2 separate regions of the Mus musculus genome follow, and region 2 is linked to region 1. A link is a loop called in an ENCODE intact Hi-C map of the cell type or tissue named here. Cell type or tissue: gastrocnemius. All regions are shown on one strand. Links, peaks and the distances in the headings refer to the core of each region. The heading gives the core; the rest is flanking DNA.

Region 1 (2,907 bases), core at 239-2,738:
TCTTCACTTGTCTCCCTCTGCACTTCTTGCCAGGCTCCATACAGGAATGTTCTCTGGTACACTGACACCTGTGGCACTGACTTAGGACCTCCTCTTAACTAACGTCCCAGGGGCTTCAGCATTCATCACATCACAACAGGCAGAAAGCTGGAGTTTAACCTCTCCGCCCAGTGCTCTGAGAGGAAAGGCTTCCGTCTCCCAACATTAGGGAAACCCCCCCAGGGCTGGAGGTCACTGCGCCATCACAGAACATTCACATCCTGAGGAGGGCTGAGCCAAGAAACCTATGGAACTTATGCTGATAGTTCCCAAACCTATTGGAAGTTAGAGGTAGTGGGGGGCTTGGGGTGGGGGTCTTAACATTATTTGGTAGAGCTGTTGCTGACCTCCTTTTCTGGTCCTATACTTGCTATTTACTGAACAGGCAACTTTGGCAATTGGTTCTCCCTGTATGTGTCAGAGAAGTGAAATTTCCTACTTAATCACTTAGCGGTTAGTTCACTGCTATAACACACACCAACAGCATGTGTTTTGAACACAGGAGAGTGGTTCATTTGCTGCTCAGAACTAGTTAAAAGACATGCTGCTGTTAGCCATTCTCTATAGAGAACTCAGAAAGCCAGAGTGCCCTAGGCAGCTGCTTTACCATTTTGTGTCCCCCAAGGTCAGCTCATCCTTGTCCCATCTGGGAAGAAGTGGACAAAACTTGGAAAGTTCCTGGGAAGTTTCTAGAGACTGTAACCTTCTCTTCTCCTCAAAGACATGGGTCGGAACCAAGGCCCAGGAGACACTGCGGGGTGGAAACTATGAAGGAACAGCTAATTCCAAGGCAGGGCGGGTGCGGGGACCAGTCTCAGCCAGTTAATTCTCTCTGCAGACAGAACCTCCGGATGTGTTCCTGACGCTAAACAAGGGTTGGGACGAGCCTTTAGCATTGCACATAACTAAGTGGCAACAGTTTAAAACTGGGAAAGACAGGAGGGGGAAGTGTCTGCTGGGTGAAATAAGAGACAGGGCCTGGGCACACAGAAGGGTGGCCACATCCGCCCCTTTCTTCGCAGGGCTTCCTGGTGGCCGTGTCTGCCATGTGGTAGGGAAAGGAGAGCAAAGTCCTTGGGGTGTCATTGAGCTCAGCGCGGTTTCTTCCAGCCTCCTTGGCAGCCACATGGAGAAGCGTGTGGCTCTGGGTCTTGACAGCCTCGCAGCTTTCCCGGTGGCCCGAGGCTGTAAACCCCACCTTCCCACAATTGCCAAACCAGCTGAGGGGCAGGCAACAGGCCAGGCCCGGCAGCATCACACACACACACTAAAGGCGCATGCGCGAATCACCTCCATAGCACCGCAGCTGCTAACGCTCAGGGATGAGGCAGCGGAGGCACATGATGCTCATTCGCAGAGTCCTGCCAAGGCCAGACACAAGATTTGGTCCTCCTCTAGACTTCCTCAGCTACCTGGCCACAAAGCACAGTTGACTCAAGTCTTCCCCGGCATCTTCCCAGCTCACTGGTCTGCTTGGTACCAAAGGGGGTCAGAAGGCCAAGTTCCCTGGCTTTAAAGAGCACACGCACTATTTCCATGAGCACACTAACCCTCAAAGCAACTGTATCACCAGTCACTTCCCAGCCCCCAACACAAACAAGCTCCGATCATCGTCTCTGGCCCCCACCCCTCCTTTCTCTACTTGGACAAGCCTGTCAGTGTGTACTGTGTGTATGTACATAACAACCCTACCCGCTTTCTTTCTCCTCCAGCTTTGTATACCGTTTCCCATGAGCTTGGGCTTCTAGGCGCTGAGCCTGTCACAGGACTGTAAAATATATGGATGGCATATTTTGTTTTAGAACCTTTATACCCAGAACATCTGGATTCTGCTCAGACAGCTGGAGATCCCTGCGGACGAGGCCCCCTCCTTTGAAAGGAACTCCCTCGCTTTGTATCTGTACACACATGCACATGGGCTTTCTTAAACACGGAGGACAGCGGGGCGTGACCATTACTGAGTTCTTCCCCAAAGTGACCCAAAGTGGCTGTAACGTTAGCCCAAATTATTTATTACTCTTGATTCCTGAACCATTCTCTGTATAAATTTAAAAAATAATAATAATAAGGGACACTACTACGCCCTCCAACAGTCCAGAGTAGATCTTTCACAACCCCTCCCCTCTGCAGCCATTATTCAGCATAATTTGACTGGCTTGGGGCAGGTTGTGAGAGTGGGAAGGCTTGGTGAGGACGGGAGGAGGCAACGTCCAAATTAGAAACAGATTTAAGGAGCATTTGCAGGGAATTAGGCGGAGGGCCAGGCGAGCTCGCTGGCAGCATGTGGAACCCCTCTTTAGGGACTGTCAGCCTTAGGTTTCCACAGCGGATGTTTCCCTAGCCAGAGCGCAGCTGGGTTTCAGTTGTCAAAGCCACAGCCAAGACATCTGAGAAGGGAGCAGAGTGCCCCTGTGTGTGACAGCACATACACACAGGCCACGTGTGACCGGCTTGACCTCTGCACTCCAGCACAGCTCTGCAAGTGCACACCTACTAAGTGCCTATGGTGTACACCTAACTACCTATGACCACCTTAGCATAAAGGGTGTTGAAAACATAGGTGTGCACACACCGAGAACCAGGACAGACACACAGGCACAGATTTAGGCTATGCCCAGCAATATTGTCTAGAAGAAGCCAGTTCTCTCTCTCTCTCTCTCTCTCTCTCTCTCTCTCTCTTTCAATCTCCCTCCATCTCCCTGCCTGTCTCTGTATGTCTCTGTCAGTCTGTCTGTCTATCTCTGTCTCTCCCTCCATCTCCCCATTTCTCTGTCTGCCTCTGTCTTTTTCTGTCTCTGCCTCTCCCTGTTTCTCTCTGTCTCTCTCTGGGGAAGCACATGGTGTATATGTGTATATTCAAATGCAGGA
Region 2 (2,907 bases), core at 117-2,616, 75 kb before region 1:
TCGAGAGCCAGAGACACTCTTTCTTCTCAATGCTCTGCCTGTTTACAGAGCAACTGGTGGGTGTGAGCCAGGGGCCTTTGATCCAAGGATGAGAACTCTGAGAGGCTATTTGGCATGCAAGTTGGTACCCCATGGTATGGGCAGCATCTCTCATAAACACTGAACATGTAGCACAAGAGAAGTTCGATGAGATGCTATTTTCAGTGTTTCTTACAAAGGGAGAGGATTCAAGAACTTTCTCTCTGAAGTTCTGCACAACTCTGATGAGTGCTGTAACAGATGACCTGCAAGTACTATGTATGGCATCCAGGGCTACCCTGGGCAGGAGGCCAGCATTTCTTGTGATTCCAGGGGATTTAGAGAAACTTCAAAGTGAGGTTCATAGGGTCTGGATAGAGCAAGAACACAGAGAGAGACACTAGGAAAATCAAACTATCGCCTCAGCAGGATGACACGCTGTAGTTAGCCAGCATCCCACCTCTGGTCTCCAGGTTTAAAGTTCAGAATCATAATAATATCATGGCCTCTTGGTTCCATTCAATTCTGAAAAGTCAATGTCTCTAGGCGGCTGCTGAGCTGGGCTCTCCTCTTGCTGGGGCACCACAGTGATGTTGTCAGAGATCAGGATAACTAGAAGCAGAGAGAGCCCAGCTGGGGCATCAGGCCCCCACTGGAGTTTGCAGTGCCGGCGGTTAGAAAAAGTGTCTCCAACTTGTAAACACAGCAAATTCAATCTGGAAGTCATTGAGAAAACATAAACACGGAACCTCACGCAGTCATGTTTACATGTTCCAAGCCTGGTGAAAGATGAGACTGCCAGGGAAGGGCTGGCTGGCGTTTCTCCCCCCCTCAGGCACTGTGCTTTTAAAAATAAAACTCCAAGCAGTACATCCTACCCTGAAGACCAGATTCCAACGGAGAGAGCACAGCTTGCCAGCAGTGCATTATCTGGGCTGTTTTCTGCAGTTGCAGAAACTTGACTTTTAAGAAAAGCCGATTGTTTTGAACTGGGTCCACAGCCTCAGTCAAGAACAGGGCTTCACGGTCCCCGAATCCGGTCTGAACTGGAAGCAATATGGAGCTGACAGTTGTCTTGGTCCCTGTCATTTAACCAGTCAATAAAGGATTGGCTCAGATGGAGGGGAGGGGGTGAGGGGTGTGTTGATACCGGAGGGGAAAACAGAACAGTGATTGGTTAGCTCCCGTCTCTTGGGGCCTGTTGCTTCCAAGGGGTGCCCTGGATCTAACACTTTGGCCCAAGGATAGCTGGTCAATGTGTCCTCTGTATAGATTCTGCAAAGTTAAGCTGAATGAAAGCCTACATGATTCTTCCCCACCCTGTCTCTTTCTCTCTGTTTCTCTCTGTCTCTCTCCCTCACTTGCTCCCTCCCCTCCCCTCCCTTCCCCTCCCCTCCCCTCTCTCCCTCCCTTCCTCCCCCTCTCTCTCCCTCCCTTCAGGGTCTCCACTGTGTAGCTGTGTCTGTCCTGGAACTCACTGTGTAGACCACCAGGCTGACCTCAAACTAAAGGTATGAGCCACCATGCCAGGCTAAACAATATCTTTTTTTCTTTTTTAGATTAATATGTCTTTTGTTGGTGATGTTTTTTGTTTGTTTGTTTGTTTGTTTGTGGTTTTCTGTTTTGTTTTGTTTTTGAGACAGGGTCTCACTATATAGGTATGGCAATCCTGAAACTCACTATGTAGAGGAGGCTGGCCACAAACTCACAGAGATCTGCCTGCCTCTGCCTCTCAAGTGCTGGGTTAAAGACATGTGCCAACACACACACACACACACACACACACACACACACACACACACACAATTTATATTACATGTTCGAATGTTTTACCTGTGTTTATGTATATGTACCACTGTGTGCCTGGAGCCTGTAGAGACCAAAAAGAAGACATCAGAACCCCTAGAACTGGAGTTGCTTATGGGTGTGAGCCAAGATGTGGGCGCTGGAATTCAGAGGTTCTTTGACTCAGCATCAAGTGGTTTTGACCACTGAGCCATCCTTCTAGCTATGGCTTCTCTAAAACTCAAGTCATCCTGACTAGGAGTCCTTAGGTTCTTGTGTGACTGAGTAGAGAAGGGCTCATTCTGGAGATAGTAGGCATATAAGGTATGGGGACAGAGCGGCAGGGGCACAGAAGGCACCAAGGTGTGGAAGCGGACAAGCAGCCCAAGAGTGCGCGCTGATTTCCAACCCTTGCTTCTAAGACCACAGCAGGCTGGCAGCTCTCTTGCTCCTGGATTCCAGTCTCCCTGTCTCAAGGCTCTGCCTCTGTCCTGGGGCCCTGGGGACAGAAAGTGCTTGGAGCCTCAGCCTTCTCTAATTCTGCATTTCTCACACTCCAATCCCCCAACTCTGATCCCTTGCTCCTACCCCAGCCCATCACCCCAACCCCAGTTCTTATCCCTGTGGTATGATCACCCCTCAGTGCAGAATGGTTGAGAGAAGTCCTGCTCTCATTGCTGCAGTCCTGAAGCCTGATCACGAATCTCAGTGGCCGGAGATATATTCAACTGGTAGATGCTTGCCTAGCATGCTAAAACTCTAGGTTCTAAACTCCACCCCTAGCACCACACAAACCAGGTGTAGTGGTCTGTGTCTGCACTCTTAGCACACGGGATGTGGAGGCAGGAGGACCACAAGTTTAAAGGTCACCTTCAGTTATAGCAAGATGGCAGACAGCCTGAGCTCTAAGAGAGTCTGTTTCAAAAGAAAGAAAAAAAAAAGAACAAATTCTATCCTCTATAACTTAGTATGCAAATTAGACAGAAGCATTTGCCAGTTACCATGGTTGTGACCCTTTTGGGGGATCTCCTACTAGATATCCTATATGTCAAGATACATAATGATTTGTAACAGTAGCAAAATTACAGTTATGAAGTAGTAACA

Evidence for each region. Peaks named below come from ENCODE experiments on the same cell type or tissue, not always from the same donor. Only the 100,000 strongest peaks of a DNase experiment are listed, where the experiment ranks them.
Region 2: it touches region 1 in a loop (1.9-fold over the local background); 3 of 42 quality-filtered maps call a loop at or near these places.

The regions. Positions count from the first base shown.
Region 1 is chr16:30,170,629-30,173,535 of GRCm38, forward strand. The region is part of intron 2 of Gm26562 (a long non-coding RNA gene); the gene reads right to left. Among named protein-coding and RNA genes, the nearest start is that of 1700025H01Rik, 21 kb to the right of the region's middle. In gastrocnemius, for the core only: no CTCF peak of the experiment used is centred there; DNase peaks (open chromatin) are centred at 1,273 and 2,323; H3K4me3 peaks cover 1,433 bases; H3K27ac peaks cover 2,317 bases.
Region 2 is chr16:30,095,920-30,098,826 of GRCm38, forward strand. No RefSeq gene overlaps it. Among named protein-coding and RNA genes, the nearest start is that of Gm32998, 27 kb to the left of the region's middle. In gastrocnemius, for the core only: no CTCF peak of the experiment used is centred there; no DNase peak of the experiment used is centred there; H3K4me3 peaks cover 619 bases; H3K27ac peaks cover 1,128 bases.